Regions from separate parts of the Homo sapiens genome. Here regions 1, 2, 3, 5 and 6 are each linked to region 4. The links are chromatin contacts, found by Hi-C or POLR2A ChIA-PET in ENCODE. All regions are on one chromosome and are shown on one strand. The core of a region is the stretch at or near the end of the contact, and the rest is flanking DNA. Distances in the headings are between cores, read along the strand shown. Region 1 has its middle 14 kb from the start of STXBP2. Region 2 holds the start of TRAPPC5 (trafficking protein particle complex subunit 5). Region 3 holds the start of MARCHF2 (membrane associated ring-CH-type finger 2). Region 4 holds the start of TIMM44 (translocase of inner mitochondrial membrane 44). Region 5 holds the start of MCOLN1 (mucolipin TRP cation channel 1). Region 6 overlaps PNPLA6 (patatin like domain 6, lysophospholipase).

Region 1 (4,330 bases), core at 1,544-4,043, 290 kb before region 4:
ACTCCTTCTGAAGCTTCTCTCCTTTCCTTGTAGACAGCTGTGTTTTCCCTGTGTGTTCACACAGTCTCCTCCCCCCGCCCCAGTGCATGTCTGTGTCCTAATCTGCTCTTCTTACAAGGAAACTGGTCATGTTGGATTAGGGCCCACGCATATGACCTCATTTTTACTTAATTATTTCTTTAAAGATTCTATCTCCAAGTATAGTCACTTTCTGAGGCAGTTGCGGGGCAGGACTTCAGCATAGACATTTGTGGAGAGGACACAGTTCAGCCCATAGCACTCAAGTGAGGTGTGAATCTCACAGCACCAATAGAACAGGAGAGGCCGGGCGAGGTAGCTTACACCTGTAATCCCAGTGCTTTGGGAGGCCTAGGTGGGAGGATCGCTTGGGCCCAGGAGTTTGAGACCAGCCTGGGCGGCATAACACGATCCTATCTCTACAAAAAAATTTTAAAATTAAATTTTTTTAAAATTTTTTTATGGGCATGGTGTCTTGCACCTGGGGTCCAGTTTACTCAGGAGACTGAGGTGGGAGATCGCTTGAGGCTAGGAGTTTAAGACCAGCCTGGGCAACATAGCAAGACCCCATCTCTACAAAAAATAAGAAAAATTAGTCAGGCACGTGATGGCACACGCCTGTAGTCCCAGCTGCTCAGGACTTTCAGGTGGAAGGATTGCTTGAGCCCGGGAGGTTGAGACTGCAATGAGCTATGATCATGCCACTGCACTCCAGCCTGGGTGGCAAGGTGACACCCTATCTCAAAAAAAAAAAAAAAAAAGAAAAAGGAAAAGAAACCTCTCTGGGGCACAGATATACAGCCAGCCACATGAGTAATCTGAGGCAAAAGGGGCTGTGGGAGCCCATATCACATCTAATCCACCCAGACTGGGGGCAATCAGGGAAGGCTTCCTAGAGGAGGCAGCATTTGCATAGAGAATGAAAATGAAGGGGGCGAAGGGAAGGGAGGGGAGGGCAGAGCAGAAGCCAAGGCCAGAGAATGCAGGAGGCCCCTGAGGAGCTGGAGGGGAGGGTACTGACCTGCAACCCAATCTGAGAACCACGTGGAGGTTCTGGTGAGGCCATGGTGAGGGTTTTGGTCCCTGCTGAGGCCATAGGACATCATAGACAGGGTCTGAGTTGGGACAGGTAGGGACCCATGTCTCATGTTGGCAGTGAAATTCTCACTGCTGGAGTGGGTGCCTGGGGAGGGGGCAGAGGGTGGGGAAGCATCCTCTTCAGAGGTAGAGCCTCTCTTACCGCCTGTGCTCAAGCGATCCTCCCACCTCAGCCTCCTGAGTAGCTGGGACCATGAGTGCACATCACCAAGCCCAGTTAATCTTTTAATTTTTTGTAGAGACTGGGTCTGGCTATGTTGCCCAGGCTGGTCTCCTGGGCTCAAGCGATCTGCCCACCTCGGCCTCCCAAAGTACTGGGATGACAGGCGTGAGCCACCGTGCCCGGCCTCTCTCCTGATTTTGAGGTCACAGATCCTTTTGAGAATTCAGGGAAATCTAAGGACACTCATCCCAGAAAAACTGCACACACAATTTGCAGGTGGGGGCTAAGGAAAATGCAGCCCCCTCTGATTCAGCAGTTCCACAATTAGGATTTATCGGAATCTCCCACCAGGGCAGGGAGATGGATGAGGAGAGTTGTGAAGGGGATGAGGTGTGGGGAAGAAAGTGGGTCGGCTGTGGACCCCTGGGGTCCGCCTGCCCTGGATATGCCTTTGCAGGGCCTCAGCAGGGACGCGTTTTAACTTACGGGAGGTGCAGGGAGTGGGAGGGAGGTGGTTTTAATGTTTAAAACTTAAGCTCAAGGTCGGGCACAGTGGCTCACGCCTGCAATCCCAGCACTTTGGGAGGGCGAGGTGGGAGGATTGCTTGAGGCCAGGAGTTTGAGGCCAGCCTGGGCAACATAGCAAATTCCTAAATATATGTATTTTTGAGACAAGGTCTCACTCTGTTGCCCAGGCTGGAGTGCAGTGGTGCGATCTCGATTCACTGTAACCTCTGCCTCCTGGGTTCAAGCGATTCTCCTGCCTCAGCCTCCCAAAAAGCTGGGATCACAGACGTGCGACACCATGCCCAGCGAATTTTTGTACTTTTAGTAGAGATGGGGTTTTGCCATGTTGGCCAGGCTGGTCTCTAACTCCTGGGCTGAAGACCTCCCACCTCAGCCTCCCAAAATGCAGGAATTAGAGGTGTGAGCCACTGTGCCCAGCCAATCTCTACAATACTCTTTTTATTTTATTTTATATTATATTATATTTATTTATTTATTTATTTTTTGGAGATGGAGTCTCGCTCCGTCGCCCAGGCTGGAGTGCAGTGGCATGATCTCAGCTCACTGCAACCTCCGCCTCCCCGGTTCAACCGATTCTTCTGTCTCAGCCTCCCGAGTAGCTGGGACTACAGGTGCGTGCCACCACGCCCAGCTAATTTTTGTATTTTTAGTAGAGACGGGGTTTCACCATGTTGGCCGGGATGGTCTCGAACTCCTGACGCCGTGATCCACCTGCCTTGGCCTCCCAAAGTGCTGGGATTACAGGAGTGAGCCACCGCGCCCGGCCAATACTCGTTTTAATAAAAATTTTAAAATGTATTCACGCCTAACTGGGTAGTTACTTGATACAATAAATGATCTTTTCTAGATTAAGAAAAAAGAAAAAAAAACATTTAAACTCAATTTCCTGGGAAGCCGCAGTTTTGCGCCGGGAGTGGCTTGTGTAGGCACGCGCTGCGAACGCCAGGGGGCGCTGCGGCGCAATTTCCCGGTTTCTTTGATCTTCCGCGTCTGTAACTGGAGATGAGGTGACCCGAATTAGACACGACGGGGAAGTAGGTCAGGGGTTATTCCGTGGTTCTCAGCGGAGACAAAAGTCTGTTGCTTAAACCGCCTCTGCCTCTGCTCCTTACTTATACCCAGGTGATGCAATGTCTTCACACTAAAGGCAAATATTGAGTCTACAAATATTTATGTGTCCCTGTGGGCGGCGGCAGCTGACAATATCGGGTCCTAACGAGCACGAAGTCAAGCTCCCTCTGCACGCTTTATGCAGATCCTCAAAACCCTCCTGTGAGGATCGCTGGAGCCTAGGAGTTCGAGGCTGCAGTGAGCTATGATTGTGCCTCTGCCCTCCAGCCTGGGTGAGAAAGCGAGAAGTTGTGTTAAAAACAAAAAAAAAGTTGGGGGGCCGGGCGCGGTGGCTCACGTCTGTAATCCCAGCACTTTGGGAGGCCGAGGCGGGCGGATCACGAGGTCAGGAGTTCAAGACCAGTCTAGCCAACATGGTGAAACCCTGTCTCTACTAAAAATACAAAAATTAGCCGGGCGTGGTGGTGGGCGCCTGTAATCCCAGCTACTCGGGAGGCTGAGGCAGGAGAATCGCTTGAAACCGGAAGGCAGAGGTTGCAGTGAGCCATCATGCCACTGCACTCCAGCCTGGGCAACAAGAGCGAAACCCTGTCTCAAAAAAAAAAAAAAAATTATCCTTTGAGATCCCTTCCCCCAAGTCCATTTCCCATCTCATGGTGAACCTGGCTGCTGTTCTTCAAACACACCACACTGTCCCTGCCCCAGAACCTTTGCACCTGCTATTCCCATCATCCGCAATGCTGTGCCTTGCAAGCTATTGTACTCCTTCCTCCTTCCCTTCCCCAGCTGGGAGAGGCCCCTGCTTTACTTCCTTGTGGTATCCCCACTTAGGGTGCTTTCTTTCTGGTTCTCTTCTGGTACCGAGGAATGATCCTCATTCTGGATTTGGCAGGTTGCTTCCTCTCTCCCCATCCCTGCCCCAATGTTTACCCTATAAATGGCTTAGAACCACATGCTCTATTGGAATAAGGGTCAGTTGCAGCCAGAATAATATCATGCTGGTAGGGCCGGGTACTTCCTGGTACATCACATCAGGGGGTCCATAACGTCATGTCACTACGATTGATGGGTGGGTTTGGGGAATGTCCCTGGTCCCCAGTAACTCTCCACATAAAGATGTTAACAGGAGCTGGGCCCAGTGGCTCACGCCTGTAGTTCCCAGCACTTTGGGAGGCCAAGGCAGGAGGATCACTTAGGCCCAGGAGTTTGAGACCAGCCTGGGCAACATAGCAAAACCCTGTCTCTACTAAAAATAAAATAAAGACCGGGCACGGTGGCTCATACCTGTAATCCCAGCACTTTGGGAGGCTGAGATGGGCGGATCACTTGAGGTCAGGAGTTCAAGACCAGCCTGGCCAACATGATGAAACCCCGTCTCTACCAAAAAACCAAAAATTAACCAGGCGTGGTGGTGCACACCTGTTATCCCAGCTACTCAGGAAGCTGAGGTAG
Region 2 (4,089 bases), core at 1-2,500, 260 kb before region 4:
TAAACATACTAGAGTATACTGCGGCGTGTTTTCTGTCTACCCATGTCATGGTGGGGGAGATTTATCTCCGTACATGTGGGTGTCGCCATGTGTGCCCTGTCACTATCTGTGGCTGGGTGAACGGCTGTGTCATTATGAGTGTGCCGAGTTATGCCACCCTGTGTGCTCAGGGCACATGCACACAGACATTTATCTCTGCACTCACATTTTGTGACTTATGAAGATAAATAAAGTCAAGGGAAAACAGCGTCGCTATGGGACCTGTTACTGGGGCAAGGGGAGGGGTTTTGGGACCTGGGGAGAGGGAGAGTCTGCACGTGACAATGACCCCGGGGCACCAGGGTGGGCGAGACTGAGTGCCCTGCGTGAGTACCTGTGCATCTGTGAATGAGTAACTCATTCCCTGTGTCTTCCCTGTGTCCCAGAGTGGGTGCCCCTGAGCATACAACATCTCCCTGAGTGTACCTGGGACCACGGATATATACAAGCCCTAAGCGTGTACCCACGTGTGTAATTGTGCCCGTGAGTGTATCTATGCCATTGAGCATGTATCCATGAGTGTACATGACCCTAAGGTACTATGTCCACCGCTCATGCATGCACTTGATTTGTTGTTGTTGTTGTTTGTTTTTGTTTTTTTGAGACAGGGTCTCGCTCTATCACCCAGGCTGGAGGGCAGTGGTACGATCATGACTCATTGCAGCCTCGACCTCCTGGGCTCAGGCGATCCTCTTGCCTCCGCCTCCCGAGTAGATGGGATTACAGGTTCACACCACCACACCTGGCTAATTTTTTTTAAAGAAGTGGGAGTCTAGCTATGTTGTCCAGGCTGGTCTCAAACTCCTGGCCTCAAGTGATTCTCCCACCTCCGCCTCCGAAAATGCTGGGGTTACAGGCGGGAGCCACCGCGGGCCACATGGATGCACTTGAGACAATTGAACCCATCCCCAAGGACATAGGAGTGCCTGGAAAAGCCAACAGGTGTGTCCATGTGCAAGGGTATACATTGGCCCATTGTCATACGTGCGCCCTGAGCAGGTGACTAGGCCTGCAAGCGTCCCCTCCAGCGTGGGCCACCCAGAGCCAGCGAGACCCTGGCCACGCGCGGAGCAGCCATCACGGCCGTGGGCCACGTCCCTGGGTCCGGCTCCGCGGACTCGCGCGCCCCCCTGCGGCCGCTCTCAGGCACCGCTGCGCGCGCCCCGCCCACACGCCTGGCCCGTCGAGCGCCTGCGCACGCAGCGCCTTTTACGGCGCCGTAAAGCAGCTCGGCCGAGCAGACTGCTGCGGTTCCTGGTGAGACCCTACCCACCCCCCTGCCCGCGCCGGGCCTCGTCCGCTCCCCGGCCCCTTCCCCGCGGGCGTGTGGGTCCCGGGCTGGGGTCTCGGCGTCCGCGATCCCGAGCCCGCTCGCTTCGGCCCCCCTCAGGAGGCTGCGAGGAGGGTGGGTTTCTCCCCAGTGTAGAGGTACGGGGCGAGGGTCGCGGGGCCCTGACCCTACGGCAGTTCAGCTCACTTCAGCCCCCATCGCAGCCCGGTGGTGGGGTCTTAACGATCCCTCTCCCATCTCGCGCGCCCAGGGCCCTCGCCACGGACGGATCTGCATGCTGGGGCGGGGGCGGCCCGGAGCCCCTGGGACACCCCTCCCCGCTGGTTCTCCCACCTCCCACGCAGACCTCGTTGGGGTCGGCTTAGCATCCACACACCTCCCCATGCATGGTGGGGGCGGGTTCTCAGCTGCCCCTCCGATCCCGTCTCGGCGCCCGCTCCCCACCCCATTTCTCTTCAGGAGCCCCCTACCCCATCTCCCTCTCCCCGCACCGACAGCTGATGGGAGGACCACAGTTGCTCAGCATCCAGCTTCCTTTCTGGAGAGCACGGGGGTGGGAGGCTCCCAACACCTCTGGGCCCCTCCTCCCAGCCTTCAGAACCCAGGCCCATCCGCGTCTCAAAGGACGAAGGGTTCCTGCGTGACACATCGGAGCTGCCTGCCTGAGGGCTTGGGGTTGGGGGTTACCCGCCCCTCCTGCCTGGCCCCACGGATCCCCCCTGTTAAAGCCCCCAACCCTCCTGGCTTTTGGTCTTGACACGCTCCTACCCCACTCCCACCCTCCACCCCCTTTACTCTGGCTTTCCGCAGGGGGCCGGCAGGAAAGTTCCCGAGGGTCGTCTGTGCTGGAGCGCAGGGCGGGGCAGGAGCGACTGCCCATATCCCCTCGTGGTGCCTCATCTTTGTCACCTCCCTGCCCTAGATCTGACGCCCCTCCCCCCATACACTAGTTTTCTAGTTACTCCTGTAGGTGGCGGAGCGGGCAGGAAGGCGCTTTCGCAATTGAACCGTCTGCATGCCCGAGGGTTGGGTGGTTTCGGCCTCCTCTTCTGTTCCCCCTCGTGTCTCTCCTCCCACCTTGTCCCCACTCCCGCTAGCCCGCTGCCTGCCGAGGGTATAAGACTCCCCCCTCCCTTGATTTATCTGGTTACGTGTAATCGAGGCGTGTTTTACGCGCATCTCTTTGCAAGTGGGAAGTCGGCACTGGAGCACACAACAGTGGCATGGGTCGAGGGTGTCCCAGGGCCCCTCGCGGTTCTCCCTCCTTTCCTCCCGGCCTGCTCCCCTTCCCATTGCCCCTGACACCTGCACTTCCTGGTCTCCCCGCAGGGTGGCGGCGGCATGGAGGCGCGCTTCACGCGCGGGAAGTCGGCGCTGCTGGAGCGCGCGCTGGCGCGGCCGCGCACCGAGGTGAGCCTGAGCGCCTTCGCACTGCTGTTCTCCGAGCTGGTACAGCACTGCCAGAGCCGCGTCTTCTCCGTGGCCGAGCTGCAGTCGCGCCTGGCCGCGCTGGGCCGCCAGGTGGGCGCGCGCGTGCTGGATGCGCTGGTGGCGCGCGAAAAGGGTGCCCGGCGTGAGACCAAGGTGCTAGGCGCGTTGCTCTTCGTCAAGGGCGCCGTGTGGAAGGCGCTCTTCGGCAAGGAGGCGGACAAGCTGGAGCAGGCCAACGATGACGCGCGCACCTTCTACATCATCGAGCGCGAGCCGCTCATCAACACCTACATCTCCGTGCCCAAGGAGAACAGCACGCTCAACTGCGCCAGCTTCACGGCGGGCATCGTGGAGGCGGTGCTCACACACAGCGGCTTCCCTGCCAAGGTCACGGCGCACTGGCACAAGGGCACCACGCTCATGATCAAGTTCGAGGAGGCAGTCATCGCTCGAGACCGGGCCCTGGAGGGCCGCTGACCCTGCCGGAGATAAAGGATACAGAGAGCCCCTCCCCACGTGTGTCTTGTGTCTTGTGTGGCGGCCTTAGATCCACTCAGTACCTTGAGCCACAGCCCTGCCCCAGGCTGGGGAGGGAGGCCAGGTCCGAATGTGTTTACAGTAGAGTGGGGGCGGGTCTGGCCATAGGGTTGGGGGGTTGAGTGAGACCAGGAGTGGTGGGGAGAAATAAACCCGGCAAAAGGAGTTGGTGGGAAATGCTGGCAGGTTCTGGAATCACGGTTGGAGGCTGTCTGCAGGCTGGAGGGGGCATGGGGTCCTGGGAGACGCATCAGGCTGAGACAGACGCCTTTAGACTGGGGGTGGGCAAACTGCGCAAAGTGCCAGATGGGCAATATTTTATGCCATGTGGTCTTTATTATTATTTTTTTTATTTGTTGAGATAGAGTCTTGCTCTGTCGCCCAGGCTGGAGTGCAGTGGCACCATCTCACCTCACTGCAAACCTCCACCTTGGGTTCACGTGATTCTCCTGCCTCAGCTTCCCAAGTAGCTGGGATTACAGGTGCCTCCCACCACACCCGGCTAATTTTTGTATTTTTAGTAGAGATGGGGTTTCACCATGTTGGTCAGGCTGGTCTCGAACTCCTCATCTCAGGTGATCCGCCCACTTCAGCCTCCCAAAGTGCTGGGATTACAGGCGTGAGCCACTGCTGTGCCGCCATGTGCTCTTGCCCCATTACTCCGCTGATGTACTGAATGCAACCACAGACAACATGTAAAGGAGTGGGTGTCACCGTGTGCCTAGAAAACAGGCAGAGGGAGATTGTTTGCCTTCTTCCCTCATTTATTATATTTTTCAGAGACAGGGTTT
Region 3 (4,463 bases), core at 1,889-4,388, 470 kb after region 4:
AAAAGACAAGACAAGTCAGCCTGGAAGAGTTTGTTGAGCCAGTTAGTAAGGAAATGCCCCAAGATGGAATTAGAAAATCACCATTTGGGGCCGGGCGCGGCGGCTCACGCCTGTTATCCCAGCACTTTGGGAGGCCAAGGAGGGCGGATCACCAGGTCAGGAGATCGAGACCATCCTGGCTAACACGGTGAAATCCCATCTCTACTAAAAAAAAATACAAAAAATTAGCCGGGCGTGGTGGCGGGCGCCTGTAGTCCCAGCTACTCGGGGGGCTGAGGCAGGAGAATGGCGTGAACCCCGGAGGCGGAGCTTACAGTGAGCCGAGATCGCGCCACTGCCCTCCAGCCTGGGCGACAGAGCAACGCTCCATCTCAAAAAAGAAAATCACCATTTGGTTGCTATTATGGTAATAACTGACTCAGGCAAGGGTCATCAATTGATATTAAGCTCTTGGAAACGGCGTGTGTTGAGGAACAGGCTATTTAATTACTTTCGAAGTATCTCCCCAGAAAGCACTTATTAACAAAGTGTAAAGTCAGGTGCCGTGGCTCATGCCTGAGGTTAGGAATTTAAGACTAGCCTGGCCAACATGGCGAAACCCCATCTCTACTAAAAATACACAAATTAGCTGGACGTGGTGGTGCGGGCCTGTAATCACAACTACTCAGGAGGCTGAGGCAGGAAAATCACTTGAACCGGTGGCGGAGGTTGCAGTGAGCAGAGAGGGCGCCACTGCACTCCAGTCTGGGCCACAGAATGAGACTCCATCGCCAAAAAAGAAAAAAAAAATTGGTCGGGCGTGGTGGCTCCTGCCTGTAATCCCAGCACTTTGGGAGGCGGAAGTGGGCAGATCACTTGAAGTCAGGCGTTTAAGACCAGCCTGACCAACATAGTGAAACCTGCCTCTACTAAAAACACAAAAATTAGCTGGGCGTGGTGGTGCGGGCCTGTAATCCCAGCTACTCGGGAGGTGAGCCAGGAGAATCCCTTGAACCTGGGAGGCAGAGGTTGCAGTGAGCTGAGACCACACCATTGCACTCCAGCCTGGGTGACAGAGTGAGACTCTGTCTCAAAAAAAAAAAAAAAAAATTAAAATTAAATAAAATATTAAAAACAACAACAACAACAAAACACCACAGTGTAACATACTAACCTCACACTGGAGAAACTGGCAGACACCATTTGAACCAAGTTAGCACAATCGATAGTGGACAAAATCAGCATTGTATGCATCCTGAAAACACAACGTCACATCTGTTTCCTGCCACAAATGCAAAATCATGAGAAAGTATTAGACAAATAGCAATGGAAGGACTTCCTGCAAAATTACTAGCCTGGAATTTTTGAAAAATATTGATGTCATGGAGAGAAGGTAAGATTGATAAAATGTTCCAGAAAGAGAGACTAAATTAGAGTCGTTAACAACAAAATACAATGCTTGATCCTGGGATGGATTTGGGATTTTTTGTTTTTTGACACAGGATCTTGCTCTGTTGCCCAGGCTGGAATGCAGTGGTGAGGTAATGGCTCACTGCAGCCCAGAACTCCTGGGCTCAATTGATCCTCTCACTTCAGCCTCCCAAGTAGCTGGGACCACAGGAGGATGCCACCACAACTGGCTAATATTTTTATTTTATTTTGTAGAGATGGGGTCTCACTGTGCTGCCCAGACTGATCTCAGACTCCTAGACCCAAGAGACCTTCCTGCCTTGGGCTCCCAAAGAGCTGGGATTGCAGACATGACTCACTGTGCCTGGCCTGGACTTTGGATTTTTAAAGGACTTTATTGGAAACTTTTCTTTTCTTTTTTTTGAGACAGAGTCTGGCTGTGTTGCCCAGGTTAGAGTGCAGTGGCAAGATCTCCGCTCACTGCAACCTCCACCTTGCAGATTCAAGCAATTCTCCTGCCTCAGCCTCCTGAGTAGCTGGAATTACAGGTGCCCACAACAAAACCCAGCTAATTATTTGTATTTTTAGTACAGACAGGGTTTCACCATGTTGGCCGGGCTGGTCTCGAACTCCTGACCTCAAATGATCCAAGTGCTGGGATTACAGGCATGAGTCACTGCACCTGGCCTTTGAATGGGCTCTGGGAATTACATGATAATATTAGATGAACATTAATTTTCTGATTTTGAAGGTTATACTGTGATTATGTGCAAAAGTGTGCTTATACTAAGTGAACATATAGTGCAGTATTTTTTTAAAAATTGATCTGTCTTAGAGATGGGGGTGGGTGAGTTTACTATGTTGCCCAGACTGGCCTCGAACTCCTGGGCTCAAGTGATCCTCTTGCCTCAGCCTCCAGAGCAGCTGGGACTACAGGCCTGGGCCACCACACTTGGCTAACTTTTATTTTATTTTATTTTATTATTTATTTATTTATGTATTTATTTGAGACAGAGTCTCACTCTGTCACCCAGGCTGGAGTGCAGTGGCGCGATGTCGGCTCACTGCAAGCTCTGCCTCCCGGGTTCACGCCATTCCTCTGCCTCAGCCTCCCGAGTAGCTGGGACTACAGGCGCCCGCCACCACGCCCGGCTAATTTTTTTGTATTTTTAGTAGAGACGGGGTTTCACCGTGTTAGCCAGGATGGTCTCGATCTCCTGACCTCGTGATCCGCCCGCCTCGGCTTCCCAAAGTGCTAGGATTACAGGCGTGAGCCACCGCGCCCATCCTTTTAAATTTTTTGTAGAGACGGGAACTCACCATGTTGCCCAGGCTGGTCCCCAACATCTGGCCTCAAGCGATCCTTCCGTCTCGGCCTCCCAAAGTGCTCCGATTACAGGCATGAGCCACTGCACCCGGCCAGTCTCAAAAAAAAAAAAGTTAAATTCTGCAGAGGTTTTATTTATTAGAGGACGCTGGCCGTCTGCAGGTGGCGCAGCAGCACCCCCTCGTGCCTGGGGCGGGGCTGGGGCGGGGCCAGTGCTGGGGCGGAGCCGGAGCTGGGGGCGGAGCCAAGACGCGGCAGGGGCGGAGCCAGCAGCTGCGGCACAGCGGGGCCTGTGCGGCCCAAGTCGTCCCTGTGGCCTCCGGCCCCGCCTCTTAGGGCGGGACGTGCAAGGCGATTGGCGAATGCAGGCGAGAGGCGGTCGCTATTGGTCCGCGGCGCTGTCGGCTCGGCGGGCGGTGCCCGGACGCAGGTGCCGGCCGGAGCGGAGCTAGTGGCGCCGACGGGCCGGGCCGGGCCGGGACCGGGGCCGAGGCGAACCGAGGGGCCTGTGCGGCCGCCCGGCCCGGCCGCGGATCAGGTAGGCACGGGCCTGCAGGTAGGGCCGGAGGACGCCAGTCCGCGGGCCGGCCCCGGGTTCGAGGCCGGAGCTCGGCACCCGGGCGGGACGGCTGGGCTCGATCCCTTGGCCACAGCCTTCTCGGGGACGCGGGGACCTCAGTTCCCGTGTCAAGGCCGGTGGGAGGTCTCCGGGGTCCGGCACACATAGGCGCCTCTCCGAGCCTCGGTTTCCCCACCTGTGAAACTGGGTCATCCCATTGCCAACCTGATGGGGCTTCTGGGAGGATTCAGGAGGTGGCTGGTGCAGAAAACGCCTGACACACAGTAGGCAACTGCTAAGTGGCCAATGCCCTTCCCCAACCTCCTTCTCAGAGCGGCTCTGCCTGCAAAATAGTAAGTTATAATATAATGACCCAGCCACTTTGCACAAAGATGCTGAAACAGGATGCCCTGTGCTATGTGGGTGCTCAAAACGGGGTAGTCAAATGGGCATGTTGAGCTCATTCAGTTCTTTTGAAACCATACTGAGTAGGTGGAAGCAGTAGAAATGTCCCCTGTTATACAGTTGAGAGAGTCCAGGCTCAAAGAGGTTAAGTGTCTTGCCCAGGGCCACACAGCACATAAGGAGTAGAGCTGGGATTGGAACCTTGCTTCTCATGCAGGGAGGAATGAATGCAATAACAACCTCCACATTTACCCTAAAAAATATTAATAGAGCTTTTATTGAGCACTTACTGTGTGTGCCAGGGTTGACTGTGTGACCTCTCATCAACAACTCTGTAAGCTGATGATAGTAATTATAATAAGAGCTAATAGTTATTAACTTCTTAATTTTTTACTAATTTATGAACTACATATCATTATGACTCCCCGTCTTTTTTTTTTTTAGACAGAGTCTCTCTCTCTTGCCCAGGCTGGAATGCAGTGGCACGATCTGAGCTCATTGCAACCTCTGCCTCCCAGATTCAAGCGATTCCTACCTCACCCTGGTCAAGTAGTTGGGATTACAGGCCCCCGCCACCGTGCCTGGCCAATTTTTGTCTTTTTAGCAGAAACGGGGTTTCACCATGTTGACCAGGCTGGTCTCGAACTCCTGGCCTCAAGTGATCCACCTTCCTTGAACTCCCAAAGTGCACAAAGTGCTGGGATTACAGGCGTGAGCCACTGCGCCCGGCCTGTAACACTCATTTTAGAGATGATAATACTGAGGCTGAGAGAGTAAAACAGC
Region 4 (4,491 bases), core at 1,615-4,114:
CAGGGAAGTAGAATTCAGTTCAATACAGGGGTCTCTTCCAAGCATTAGAGCCAACATAAAGGGCTATTCTGACAGCACCTTATCCCCTTACGACATCAAGCAAGAGGCAGGTCAAGTGTTTCTGGGACCGAGAAGGCCAGGCACACTGGGATCTGTCATTCTGAAAGCCCCGGACACAGAAGGCCCACCACCGAGATGGTACGAGCCACCTCTACAGCCCCACCCCTCCCTCCTGCCAATGGGATCTGAATTTTCGGGCCTCCCCTGTGTCTGCTGGCCCGAGCATCCTGAGTCACTCACCAGTGGCAGCTCTCCGCCCGGCCGGCGCATCTGATAGGTCGACCCATGGGGTAGGTTGTGGCTGGAAAGAAATTGGATTCCACTGCCGAGGCATCTCTAATTGGGGGGAGAGAAGAGAAAGATCCATTCTAACAAGAGGTTGACTGAGAAGTAAGCAGACCACACACAAAACAGCAGGGTCACCTGCAACTCACTGGCCATTTTTTTTTTTTTTTTGAGACGGAGTCTCAGGCTAGAGTGCAGTGCTGCGATCTCAGCTCCCTGCAACCTATGCCTCCTGGGTTCAAGCGATTCTCCTGCCTCAGTCTCCCGAGTAGCTGGAATTACAGGTATGCGCCATCACATCCGGCTAATATTTGTATTTTTAGGAGAGAAGCGGTTTTGCCATGTTGGCCAGGCTGGTCTCGAACTCCTGACCTCAGGTGATCCACCCCTCCCCCGGTTTTCCAAAGTGCTGGGATTACAGGCATGAGCCACTGCACCTGGCCTCACTGGCCAATTTGTATCTTATGCCTGATGCATGCCGGGCACTCTGTAATCTTCCCAAAGTCTGAGAAGCAAGCAGAAGCTGGTGGAAAGAGAAAATGCTGTGTCTGTACCTCCAGGGCCTACATCTATCCTCGTGCCCCTGAAACTGGGGGAAAACGGACAGGTCCCAGGAAATGCCAACCCATGGGGGGAAGAAGGCTAAATGTACAATTTAATCCCTTAGTCTGAAAGTAGGCACTCTAAGCTTCTATGCTAGTGGCAAGCAGTCTTCTCTTGCGAGCCCACCCCATTTCTGCCAGCCTCCAAAGATGAGAGAACTGGATTTTTCAGACACAAACATCGATAATGTGTTGCCCCAGGGACAACTCTGGAATAAACCTACAATGTCCTCCTCAAGGGTTGAGCTATAAACAGAGTAATTTAGGGGAGTCGCTCTGGGCAAAGACTGGGCTGATCTCATGTAAAAGGCACTTGCTGGCTGGGCGCGGTGGCTCACGCCAGTAATCCCAACACGTTGGGAGGCTGAGGTGGGAGGATCACCCGGTCAGGAGTTCGAGATCAGCCTGGCCAACATGGTGAAATCCCGTCTCTACCAAAAATACAAAAATTAGCCGGGCGTGGTGGCACACACCTGTAGTCCCACACACCTGTAGTATTGCTTAAACCCGGGAGGTGGAGGGTGCAGTGAGCCGAGATCTTGCCTTAAGTTCTGTGCAGGCACTGAGCTGGTGGCTCATGCCTGTAATCCCGATACTTTGGGAGGCTGAGGCGGAAGGATCGTTTGAGCTCAGGAGTTTGAGACCAGCCTGGGCAACATAGCTAGACCCTGCCTCCATAAAAAATTGGGGGAAAAAAAAAAAGCTCTGTGCAGGTCCTGTTCAGCTCGGCACCCTGTCACCCAGCACAGAACCTGGCGTGTTGATGTCAAAAGACCAGGTACAACTTCTCCACCATTTCCACATTTCCTGGGCCGTTTTTCTCTCTGTTCTCTGCCTCCTACCTCTGAGAACCCTATGCAACATCCCAAACTTACACAGGTGCCTACTATCTCCTGTATTTACTTGAGGATAACTTTTTTTTTTTTTTTTGAGACGGAGTCTCCCTCTGTTGCCCAGGCTGGAGTAAAGTGGCAGGATCTCGGCTCACTGCAATCTCCGCCTGCCGGGTTCAAGTGATTCTCCTGCCTCAGCCTCCCAAGTAGTTGGGATTACAGGAGCGCGCCACCATGCCCGGCTAATTTTTTTGTATTTTTAGTACAGATGGGGTTTTAGTAGAGATGGGATTTCACCATGTGGGCCAGTGGATCTCGAACTCCTGACCTCAGGTGATCCACCTGAGGCTGAGGCAGGAGAATCGCTTGAACCCGGAGGCAGAAGGAGGCAGAAGTTGCAGTGAGCCGAGATCGCGCCATTGCACTCCAGACTGGGCGACAAGAGCGAAACTCTGTCTCAAAAAAAAAAAAAAAAGAGAAAAAAGAAAAAACGAAGAGCACGAGCAATATGAAGTACTACTTTCTGAGTGCGCCTTACACGTCTTGACTGCCACTGCCCTGTGGACCCAAGAGCCTGCTAGGGCGCGAACCACCTCTCGCACATCCACAATGAACGTTAGAAGAAACGAGACAAGAAATGCTCTCGGTAGAGAACTTGGCATTTAACCGCGAGCTGTGAATTTCACGTTTTTTTGCCTTCCCCTCTACTTTTTTCCACGGGACGCCGCCGCCCCGGCTACCATTCTCTCTCCTGTATACGTGGAGTCTGATCAGAGGGCGAAGGGTGATCAGCTCCCTCCCAGGTCCCGCGCATCGCCGCCCCCTGCCCGGTAAGCTCGGTCCCCGCCCTCAGGCCACGCTCTGTGCCCCCTGTCCTGGCCTCTGCTACCCAAAGATCTAACCCCAAGCTTTCTAAGGAGCCCAAGCAAGGGTCGCGAAGGCCAAGGGTCTGAGAAGAAAGCCTTGGTGGCCGAAGGCCCAGAAGACCCCTAAGCTCGCCCTGCCAGCGCCGCACCGCCGCTCACCCGTGGACAGCGGCACCAGCCACTCCGCAGGGCCGCCGCCGCCATGTTGGAGAATCGTGTGACCTTCTCGCGGCGCGGCCCGGTTGCGTCATCCGCCGCTTCGGCCTAGAGCCGCGCAAGCCTGAGAAAAGCCGCTCCAGGAGCGGGGTTTCGGGTAGGGAGAGCCCTCCGATTGGGTCCGTCATAGGGCGGGGCATTAAAAGGGTAGGGAATGCCTAGAGAGCTTGACCTCTGATAGGGCAGTGTTTTGGAAGGACGGGGCCCGTGACTGGATGTGGCCCGGGGGAGGGCACTCCTGGGAGGGTCAGATCTGTGATTGGGCGCGACTACGAGGGGGCGGAGCCCAGGGGCGTGTATTCCGTCACTTGCGGTGATTCGGCTACAGAACGCGCCGGGCGCTGGTGGCAGGTGGTACAGGCACGTGGATCCACCGACCACAAGGACGGATTCGATTGGATTCTGATTGACCGGCGGACCAGCTCCAGAGTAATTGTCTATGGCTGCCCCTGCAATGACTGATTGATTGACAATGGCTGAGAGACCAGCAAGTGAGTCGCTCCGAGAAAGCGAAGGAGCCCACTCTTGTGCGGCGCTTTGGGAAGACGCCTGTTGGTTTTGACCCCGAATAAGAAGAGGAAGCTGAGAGCGGGCTGACTGTGGTCCAGTCCTACTTCGATTCAGTGTGAACTGACACTCTGATCTGAAGACGCTCAGGCCTTTGTCATTTCAGCACCCCAGATGCTATTTTCCATTCGAAGAATGCCGCCACCAGGTGGCGGTATTTTAACATGGCCATGCAATCCGGGTATGAGGAGGAGGGTTGGTCCCCTGGGAGAGCTAATGTATGTTGCTGTTGCTGTTTGTCTTATTGGATCCTTTTTTTTTTTTATAGAGCCAGAGGCTTGCTCTGTCACCCAGGCTAGAGTGCAGTGTCGTAATCTAGCTCACTGCAGCCTCCAATTCCCAAGCTCAAGCGATCCTCCTGCCTCAGCCTCTGAGTCACTGGGATTACAGGCGTGAGCTACCGCACCCGGTCTTTTTGCATTACTAACCTGTGATATGGGTTTATGGGACTTCATTATTTCAAAGGGAGGCAGCTTGGCCCCGGAGAGCATGCATTCCTGGCTTCTGCGATGGATAGACTTGTGTTCTCCATCTCAGGAGCTCCCCCTCAAGGTGGGGGTAAGAGATGAGGGCTTCCACTCTGGCTTTGTTCGAGATGTCTTGATGCCAAGAGGAGCAAACTAGTTAAGCGGTTGGTGTACACAGGTGTGTTGCTAAGAATAAGGTCTGGGCTAGAAATATGGATTCTTAGTTGTGGTTGAAAGTACGGAGTTTGGCCGGGCGCGGTGGCTCATGCCTATAATCCCAGCACTTTGGGACACTGAGGCGGGAGGATCTCTCCAGCCCAAGAGTTTGAGACCAGCCTGGGCAACATAGTGAAGACCTCTTCTTTACAACAAATACAAAACATTAGCTTGGCGTGGTAGCATGTGCTTGTAGTCCCAGCTACTCAGGAGGCTGAGATGGGAGGATCGTTGAGGCCCGGGAAGTTAAGGCTGTAGTGAGCCGTGATCGTGCCACTACACTACACTACACTACACTACACTACCTGGGCAACAGAGAGAGACCTTGTGTCAAAAAAAAAGAAGAAGAAAGAAAGAGAGAGAGAGAAAGGAAAGAAAG
Region 5 (4,172 bases), core at 1,559-4,058, 420 kb before region 4:
GCCACCCTGGCTCAGCACCGTGGCATCCACACTGGGGCGCGGCCGTACCAGTGCGCGGCCTGCGGCAAGGCCTTCGGCTGGCGCTCCACGCTGCTGAAACATCGCAGCAGCCACAGCGGGGAGAAGCCGCACCACTGCCCGGTGTGTGGCAAGGCCTTCGGGCACGGCTCGCTCCTGGCACAGCACCTGCGCACGCACGGCGGCCCGCGGCCCCACAAGTGCCCGGTGTGCGCCAAGGGCTTCGGCCAGGGCTCTGCGCTGCTCAAACACCTGCGCACGCACACGGGCGAGCGGCCCTACCCGTGTCCGCAGTGCGGCAAGGCCTTCGGGCAGAGCTCGGCGCTGCTGCAGCACCAGCGCACACACACGGCCGAGCGCCCCTACCGCTGCCCCCACTGCGGCAAAGCCTTCGGGCAGAGCTCCAACTTGCAACACCACCTGCGCATCCACACGGGCGAGCGGCCCTACGCCTGCCCGCACTGCTCCAAGGCCTTCGGCCAGAGCTCAGCGCTGCTCCAGCACCTGCACGTGCATTCGGGCGAGCGTCCCTATCGCTGTCAGCTCTGCGGGAAGGCCTTCGGCCAGGCCTCCAGCCTCACCAAGCACAAACGGGTGCATGAGGGTGCAGCCGCTGCTGCAGCTGCCGCGGCCGCTGCAGCTGCAGCAGCGGCCGCCGGCCTGGGCCTCGGGCCTGGCCTAAGCCCTGCATCCATGATGAGGCCGGGGCAGGTCTCCCTCCTGGGTCCTGATGCTGTTTCTGTGCTCGGCTCTGGCTTGGGCCTCAGCCCTGGCACCAGCTCTGGCCGCAACCCTGACCCTGGCTCTGGGCCGGGCACTCTGCCGGATCCCAGCTCCAAACCCCTCCCCGGCTCCAGATCCACCCCCAGCCCTACTCCTGTGGAATCTTCTGACCCAAAGGCTGGGCACGACGCTGGTCCCGACCTTGTGCCCAGCCCAGACCTTGATCCTGTGCCCAGCCCAGACCCTGATCCTGTGCCCAGCCCTGATCCCAACCCTGTGTCCTGCCCTGACCCCTGTTCTCCCACTCGTGGCACTGTCAGCCCAGCCCTCCCTACCGGCGAGAGTCCAGAGTGGGTACAGGAGCAAGGGGCACTGCTGGGGCCTGATGGCTGAAGGAGACGCCGGCATCCTCGGGGGCCTGGGGAAGTTGTGTGTTGTGCAGTCAGTAAAATCCTCCCACTGCCTCCGGGCTCTGTGTCGTGGCTTGCCTTTTGTGCTTTCTTTCTGAGCACAGCCCCTTGCTCCGGAGATGGGACATTGTGGCCAGGGCCAGCCACAATCTGGAGCTCCAGTGTCCTGGCTTCCTTCTTGGGCCCACCAGCTAGACTTTCCAGCTTAACCCACAGTGTCTCATCCTGGTCCATCCCACTAGTCACCACTCTCTGTTCCTCTCACTTACCCCTTGCTCTTCAAAGCCCATACAGTAGGTATACAAGTGGACAAAAAAAGTTGCTCATTTATGCAATCAACAAACATCTCTGGATTGCTGGGGTCTCAGCAGGGAACAAGATAAATATGGCCTCGACCTGCATGGAGCTCATAGATACTAAATTCAGAATACTTAAAAAATAATTACGGGGTATAGTACATTCTAGGAGAAGCATAACAAGACTTCTGATATAAATGGCAGGCAGCTTTCTCAATGAAGGATTTTGTAATCCCAATAATCACTAATTTAATAATCAGTACTGTTTGCCCAGCCTTATGCGATAGTTTTTGCATTCTCTCATTTAATCCTCTCAACAGCCCCAGTAGGTAGATGACTTTGAATATCCCCATTTTGCAAATGAGAAAATTGAGGCACATTTTTTTTTTTTTTTTTAGACAGTCTTGCTCTGTTGCCCAGGCTGGAGTGCAGTGGTGTGATCATAGCTCACTGCAGCCTCGACCTCCTGGGCTCAAGCGATCCTCCCACCTTAGCCTCCCGAGTAGCTGGGATTGCCGGTGCATGCCACCGCCCACTGCGCTCAGCTTGGAGTTGAAGGGACTCTGGAAGATGTAGAAGTGGCATTGTCAGTGCCTAGATTTAAATCCCAATTGCCCTCCAGGGTCCAAATTCTTAACCATTACGCTCCAGGGCAAAAGTATGCAAAGGCTCTGGGGCTATAGAAAGATGAGCTTTGGATGGAGGTAGGAGCCAGATCAGAGGGCCCTGATAGACGAGAGTGGGGACTCTGCCTGTCATTACAGAGCAATGGGAAGCCGAGGGCAGGTTCTCGCAGGAAGGATAGGAATTATTCTTTGAAGATGCTTGTGGCTGCTGGGTAGAGAGTGGAGTGGAGGGAGGCTGAGATCGGGGAGGAGGTTGCTGCAAAGATCCAGGCCAGGAATGTTGGAAGACTCTGGGCTGGGGGCCATGGGGTGGGGATAAGTGGTTCTATTTGATACATAATTAGGAAATCGTGTTTGCTGAAGATGCGCAGGAGAAGGGTAAAAGGAGTTTCTGGGAGAAAGAGGAAGACAGCGTTGAGATAGTAGGCAGGGTCATCACCAGGCACCAAGGAGGATAAGGGGTCAAGCTCTGGACATGGAAGTCACAAGCCTGGCACCGGATTCGGGGCATGGCCGGGAGCCAGGGCAGAGCTCGTCGTTGCCAAACTCAGAGTCAGCCCATCCCCCGCCACCCAGAGCGCGTCGGCGCTAGGACCTAGCGACTGCCTTCGACCCAGAGGGCGCCGGCAGAGGCACGCATGCGCGCTGTTCCGGCAGGGGTTGTCGTGGCGCAGGGGGCGGGACCAGAGGCGGTCACGTGAGGGGCTCTGGGCTACCGGGTCACGTGACCGAGGCACAGATCAGCTGATGCCGGAGGGTTTGAAGCCGCGCCGCGAGGGAGCGAGGTCGCAGTGACAGCGGCGGGCGATCGGACCCAGGCTGCCCCGCCGTACCCGCCTGCGTCCCGCGCTCCCGCCCCAGCATGACAGCCCCGGCGGGTCCGCGCGGCTCAGGTGAGGGCGCGGGCGGCACCGTGGGGCCCCGAACTCAGGCGGGCGGGCTGTGTCTCCCACCTGGGGCGGCGGAGCTCCTAGTCTCTTTTTTTCTAAGCTCCAGCGCTGACTTTTCACGGTGGAGAAAAGGGCAGACGGCTCCTAGAACTTGGGCGGCGGGTGGGCACCAGCCTCTCCAATTCTTCCTCCTGAACCCAGGCTCTGCTGGGTTCCCAAACTCAGGCAGGGATCGCGCCGGGCCGCCAGCTTCTCCCTCTGGGGCGGCGAGGTTCCTGGGATTCCCACTGGGAGCCTAGGTTCCGATTGCTCAACTTCGTCTGGAACTCAGACAGCGGGCACCAGCTTCTCCAACCCGCACGTGAGACTCCCAGGCTTCCCCTCCTGATTCCAGGGGACAAATGCTCAGCTTCCCTAAGCTCAAGCCTGGAGAGCTGGAGGGATTGCCCCCAGGCGATTAACTCAGTTTTAGCTTTCCAAACCGCTGGAAGCGCAGCCTTCTTAAATTCGGGCTTCTAGCCAATTCTGATGCCACCCCTCCTCGGGGAGGCTGGAGGAAGACCCCTTGTGTTAGCTTCCCCTTCTGGAGCTAGCTGGGGACCCCTACCTGATAGATGTCCCGGTGTCCCAGCTAGTAGGGTCTGGGGTGGGTTAGCTGTAATCTCAGCTCTGTAAGCGGGCCCTGCCCTCTGGCTTTGTCGTAAACAGCCACAGCAGCATCTCATTGCAAAGGGAGGGGCCGGGAACTTGTCCCTCTCTGCAAGGGAGGTTCTGACAGTGCACACATTTATCCTGACTGCTTTGCTAGGCAGGAGGCCAGGCCCTAGAAAGCAGCACGGGGCCAGGCCCTAGAAAGCACATCCCCATGGGGGTGTGACAGGGACAGTTTTGGGCTACTGTGACTGGTTTTGACTCCAGCAGTTGCTGAAAGCTTAGATCTAACCATTAGGCTGGAAAAAAATAAACAGTGATTAGAACAGCTTGTGTTTGCTGAAGAGGTCTTTATCTGCTGTGTCTCACTGAATTCTCAGAGCAGCTTCAGGATCTCAACCTCAAGGCTCAGGGAGAGGGTGGACTTTTTTTTTTTTTAATAAACTTTTTTTTGTTGCCCAGGCTGTAGTGCAGTGGCATAATCCTAGCTCATTGTAACATCGAACTCCTGGGCTCAAGTGATCCTCCCAACTCAGCCTCCCGGGTAGATGGGGTCCC
Region 6 (3,943 bases), core at 1-2,500, 390 kb before region 4:
GTGTAGGACGGTTTTGAGGCCTTCCTCTTTCATCCCAAGTCTGTTCCTGCAGGATCATGCGCGCACAGCCCAGTGTGGTGCTGAGTGCGGCGCACACGGTGGCAGCCAGGATGTCGCCCTTCGTGCGCCAGATGGACTTCGCCATCGACTGGACTGCAGTGGAGGCGGGACGCGCGCTGTACAGGTGCAGCTCCCACCGCGCTGCTCAGGCCCGGCCTAGGGGTGGGGACCTGGGGGTGGTCAGACCTTGCTGACCTCCACGCCCACTCAGGCAGGGCGACCGCTCCGACTGCACTTACATCGTGCTCAATGGGCGGCTGCGTAGCGTGATCCAGCGAGGCAGTGGCAAGAAGGAGCTGGTGGGCGAGTACGGCCGCGGCGACCTCATCGGCGTGGTGAGCGCGACCCCCACCCACTGACCTCTGGCCTTTTCCAGGCCAGTCCCTCGACAACTCACACACATCATCCCGGGTAATCCAGGGAGTGGTGAATGCAGCTCCCGACCTCTGAGGTCACCCAGTCCACTCCCCGCCCAGACCTCATTTCGTTGGAAAAAGGGGATTCCGCCTGTCGTGGATCCCTGTCCTCTCCCTCTCCCCAGAGCTCTAATGGGTAGCGAGCGAGGCTTGCTTCCCTACACCCCCATTGCAGGGGAGCCCTAGATGGGGCAGTACAGCCCCCTTTCCACCCATCTTCGGCCTCCTCATTCCCCACCCAAGCAGCCCCAATCATGCACGCGGCCCCCCAGGTGGAGGCACTGACCCGGCAGCCGCGAGCCACGACGGTGCACGCGGTGCGCGACACGGAGCTGGCCAAGCTTCCCGAGGGCACCTTGGGTCACATCAAACGCCGGTACCCGCAGGTGCGGCCTGTTGTGGGCGGGGCAGAGAGGCGGAGGCGGGACTCCGGGGGGGTGGGGGCCGGGCCTAGTGTGTGGGCGGGGCTTACAGAGGGGCGGGGTCGAGGGAGGGGCCGAAGCGAGAGAGTGAGGGCGGGGGCTCTCGGGGGTGGGACCCAGGTAACGGGCACCCAGGAGCCCCGGCATAGGAGGGAGAGGTGGGACCTGGACAGCCGCTTCCCAGGTCTCACTGAAATGCCGGCCTCCAACGCCCCCAGGTCGTGACCCGCCTTATCCACCTACTGAGCCAGAAAATTCTAGGGAATTTGCAGCAGCTGCAAGGACCCTTCCCAGGTGAGAGCCGGCCGGCCCAGAGCGTGCTGGGAGATGTAGTCCGGCGTCCAGAGCATGCTGGGAGGGAAGCCTTCTTTCCTGAGGGATGCTGGGAAATGGAGTTCCGCGAAGAAATCGTGCCCCTGAGGGTTTCAAACCCTAAGTAGGACCCAGGTGCAGAGCATTCTGGGGAATGGAGTTCGTGTTCCTGAGCATGCTGGGAAACGAAGTCCTCGACCCCTGGCGTGCTAGTTAATGGGCTCGAAAGTAAATCAGTGGTGCCGGGGAGGGAGTCTTAGGCGGTGGACTTGGCGTAGTCTGCCCGGGAGTCAGGGCTTGCTGGGGAAGTCCACGGCCTGGACGTTGAGAGAAAGGGAGTCCTAGATCAGAATATGATGGCAGGGCCGTCATGGTGGCTCATGCCTGTAATCTCAGCACTTTGGGAGGCTGAGGCAGGAGGATCGCTTGAGCCCAGGAGATTGAGTTTGAAACCAGCCTGGGCAACATAGTAGGACCCCCGTCTCTACAAAAATTTCAAACATTAGCTGGGCTTGGTGACACATGCCTGTAGTCTCAGCCACTCAGGAGGCTGAGGCGGGAGGATTGATTGCTTGAGCCCGGAGGTCGAGGCTGCAGTGAGCCGTGATCGTGCCACTGTACTCCAGCCGGGATGACAGAGCTAGAACCTGTTTCAGAAAAAATAAAACAGCAAACAAACAAAACTCCCCATACCATGATGGAAAATAGTCTGTGGATTGTTGTTTAGGACTCTGGGCACCTCGCCTTCTGAAGTTACAGCTTGCTGGGAGATGTAGCCCCCTGTTTCAGCCTGTGGCTTCAGTGAGCTAGAACAGAATGGGGCGTGCGGTGGGGTTGGAGGCCTGCTGAAATGAGGGCCTGAGTTTCTACATTGTGGTGGCCAGATTCTGGGCCAGCCCAGCAACCTAGATACCCCTTTTCCCTCCAGGGGTTCTACCCAATTGGCCCTGAGCCCTAGATCCCCCAAGGCGGGGGCAGGGCGGTAGTGGCAGAAAAGACATCATTAAGAAATTACAGAGGCCTGGGGCGGTGGGTCACGCCTGTAATCTCAGCACTTTGTGAGGCTGAGGCAGGTGAATCACTTGAGGTCAGGGGTTCGAGACCAGCCTGGCCAACGTGGTGAAACTCATCTCTACTAAAAGTACAAAAATTAGTCGGGTGTGGTGGTGGGTGCCTGTAATCCCAGCTACTTGGACGGCTGAGGCAGGAGAATCGCTTGAACCGGGGAGGCAGAGGTTGCAGTGAGCCGAGCCTACGCCATTGCACTCCAGCCTGGGCAACCAGAGCAAAACTCCATCTCAAAAAAAAAAAAAGAAAGAAAAAAAAAAAGAAAAGAAAAGGAAAGAAATTACAGATAGAGAATACAATATCTAGAAGACAAAAGAGGGTCATCTTGCCGTGTGGCTGAAAGAGGGAGGGAGGAAGGGAGGGAGAAAGAGGCTTTTCTAAGGACAGTGAGCTGAGACTTGACAACTAAGATGGGGCCAGACATGAAAGAGAAACCAGGGGTGCTGCACAGGAGGCTGGTGGTTTTGAAGCACTGAGGAGGAAAGCGATCAAGGGGAGAGGTGATGGGGGTTGGGGGGTAAGTCACATAGGGGCTAGGGGCTGTGGACAGGCACTTGAGCTTATTTAGATTGTTATTGTTAGATTGGGGAGGAAGGATTCCACCAGTAAGGAGGCAACAAGAGGTCTAGGCAAGATATGGGAGTTGACAGCTGGTCTAGGCTGTTAGTGGAGAAACTGGGAAGCAACAGCTGGGTCAAAAGTAGCTTTTCTTTTCTTGTCTTTGTCTTTTCTTTTATTTTCTTTTTAAGACAGGGTCTCGCTCTGTAGCCCAGGCTGGAGTGCAGTGGCACGATCTCGGCTCACTGCAACCTCTGCCTCCCAGGTTCAAGTGATTCTCCTGCCTCAGCCTCCCAAGTAGCTGGGATTACAGGTGTATGCCACCATGCCTGGCTAATTGTTGTGTATTTTTAGTAGAGCAGTGTTTCTCCATGTTGGCTAGGCTAAAAATAGCTTTATTTCTGCCTCGTTTTATGTTCAGGTCCCCCATTAGACAGAGGAACCAAGGCCAGAATGAGGCAGGGGCACTGGCCAATTGATCTCCCAAGCACAGTGAATCTGAATGGTTGTAGAGTTGTGTAATGGATCCCACTGAGGTGATCAGGGCCCAAAGTGGAGGGTAGATGGCCAGGTTTTAACAAAAGAGGGAATAGTAGTTGAGGCTGAGGGTCCAGGACCAGAGCCATGGCTTTCTGTATGGTAGAGTCAAGACTTTGGGCAACTGGGGGCTGCAGTCTGGGAGCACAGGAGCAAGAATTTCAGATAAGGAGGAAGAGGAAGAAGAGGAGGAGGAGGGTTCATCTCTCTGGACACAGGTTCGCACCACAAATCTCATCCATTGGGTTCTTAGCAGGCTCTGGGTTGGGTGTGCCCCCACACTCGGAACTCACCAACCCAGCCAGCAACCTGGCAACTGTGGCAATCCTGCCTGTGTGTGCTGAGGTCCCCATGGTGGCCTTCACGCTGGAGCTGCAGCACGCCCTGCAGGCCATCGGTCAGTGGGGTGAGGGTCATGGGTGGGGGCTGGCGGTGGGTGGGACATTAGTGAGTGAGAGATGTTAGGGTAGGTCATTTGGGGGGTGGAGGGGAACAGGGCCACAGGGGCGGGGTAATGGGTATTCTTTTCTGAGTTAGGCCCCAGCCCTGTGGACCATGGTTCCCAGCCTC

Evidence for each region. Hi-C counts contacts between places; a loop is a spot of excess contacts on that map. ChIA-PET counts read pairs that join two places held with the same protein, here RNA polymerase II (POLR2A). Pooled maps may share reads with other maps.
Region 1: a map with no recorded cell type shows a loop between it and region 4 (11-fold over the local background). The contact joins the enhancer-like site here to the promoter of TIMM44 in region 4. A Hi-C loop is called at or near these places in 2 of 37 single-sample maps with no recorded cell type and 5 of 50 pooled maps. POLR2A ChIA-PET finds 5 or more read pairs at or near these places in 1 of 52 experiments (activated CD8-positive, alpha-beta memory T cell).
Region 2: a loop to region 4 is called in a map of naive thymus-derived CD4-positive, alpha-beta T cell, with 11 times the contacts of the local background. The contact joins the promoter of TRAPPC5 here to the promoter of TIMM44 in region 4. A Hi-C loop is called at or near these places in 2 of 168 maps with a recorded cell type or tissue (naive thymus-derived CD4-positive, alpha-beta T cell and posterior vena cava), 1 of 37 single-sample maps with no recorded cell type and 10 of 50 pooled maps. POLR2A ChIA-PET finds 5 or more read pairs at or near these places in 1 of 52 experiments (activated CD8-positive, alpha-beta memory T cell).
Region 3: a loop to region 4 is called in a pooled map, with 11 times the contacts of the local background. The contact joins the promoter of MARCHF2 here to the promoter of TIMM44 in region 4. A Hi-C loop is called at or near these places in 1 of 37 single-sample maps with no recorded cell type and 8 of 50 pooled maps. POLR2A ChIA-PET finds 5 or more read pairs at or near these places in 3 of 52 experiments (HepG2, WTC11 and activated T-cell).
Region 5: a loop to region 4 is called in a pooled map, with 8 times the contacts of the local background. The contact joins the promoter of MCOLN1 here to the promoter of TIMM44 in region 4. A Hi-C loop is called at or near these places in 2 of 37 single-sample maps with no recorded cell type and 10 of 50 pooled maps. POLR2A ChIA-PET finds 5 or more read pairs at or near these places in 2 of 52 experiments (CD8-positive, alpha-beta memory T cell and WTC11).
Region 6: a loop to region 4 is called in a pooled map, with 2.8 times the contacts of the local background. The contact joins the enhancer-like site here to the promoter of TIMM44 in region 4. A Hi-C loop is called at or near these places in 6 of 50 pooled maps. POLR2A ChIA-PET finds 5 or more read pairs at or near these places in 3 of 52 experiments (GM10248, activated B cell and activated CD4-positive, alpha-beta T cell).

The regions. Positions count from the first base shown.
Region 1 is chr19:7,649,443-7,653,772 of GRCh38, forward strand. No RefSeq gene overlaps it. Among named protein-coding and RNA genes, the nearest start is that of STXBP2, 14 kb to the left of the region's middle. Within about 2 kb of position 2,794, at least 11 of the 41 ENCODE cell types and tissues checked have a DNase peak (open chromatin) inside an H3K27ac peak, as active enhancers do.
Region 2 is chr19:7,679,583-7,683,671 of GRCh38, forward strand. TRAPPC5 (trafficking protein particle complex subunit 5) reads left to right here and starts at 1,251. Exons shown (of 2, transcript NM_001042462.2): 1 at 1,251-1,296; 2 at 2,660-4,089. The coding sequence starts at 2,672. The coding sequence ends at 3,238. MCEMP1 (mast cell expressed membrane protein 1) reads left to right here. Exons shown (of 7, transcript NM_174918.3): 7 at 1-247. RefSeq lists silencers at 956-1,515, 2,481-2,775.
Region 3 is chr19:8,410,167-8,414,629 of GRCh38, forward strand. It overlaps MARCHF2 (membrane associated ring-CH-type finger 2), which reads left to right and starts at 3,139. Exons shown (of 5, transcript NM_001005415.2): 1 at 3,139-3,254. RefSeq lists enhancers at 1,599-1,893, 2,764-3,264 and silencers at 2,756-3,115, 3,146-3,305.
Region 4 is chr19:7,940,802-7,945,292 of GRCh38, forward strand. TIMM44 (translocase of inner mitochondrial membrane 44) reads right to left here and starts at 2,865. Exons shown (of 13, transcript NM_006351.4): 1 at 2,806-2,865; 2 at 301-396. The coding sequence starts at 2,850. RefSeq lists enhancers at 1,886-2,429, 2,430-2,972, 2,599-2,968, 2,973-3,516, 3,517-4,059 and a silencer at 2,999-3,068.
Region 5 is chr19:7,519,816-7,523,987 of GRCh38, forward strand. MCOLN1 (mucolipin TRP cation channel 1) reads left to right here and starts at 2,809. Exons shown (of 14, transcript NM_020533.3): 1 at 2,809-2,966. The coding sequence starts at 2,936. It overlaps LOC105372261 (a long non-coding RNA gene), which reads right to left. Exons shown (of 3, transcript XR_936294.3): 2 at 3,027-3,347. It overlaps ZNF358 (zinc finger protein 358), which reads left to right. Exons shown (of 2, transcript NM_018083.5): 2 at 1-1,210. The coding sequence ends at 1,134. RefSeq lists a silencer at 2,843-2,972.
Region 6 is chr19:7,550,246-7,554,188 of GRCh38, forward strand. It overlaps PNPLA6 (patatin like domain 6, lysophospholipase), which reads left to right. Exons shown (of 32, transcript NM_001166114.2): 15 at 53-184; 16 at 272-395; 17 at 749-862; 18 at 1,117-1,192; 19 at 3,630-3,770. Among named protein-coding and RNA genes, the nearest start is that of PNPLA6, 16 kb to the left of the region's middle. RefSeq lists enhancers at 1-403, 404-1,095. Within about 2 kb of position 1,251, at least 8 of the 41 ENCODE cell types and tissues checked have a DNase peak (open chromatin) inside an H3K27ac peak, as active enhancers do.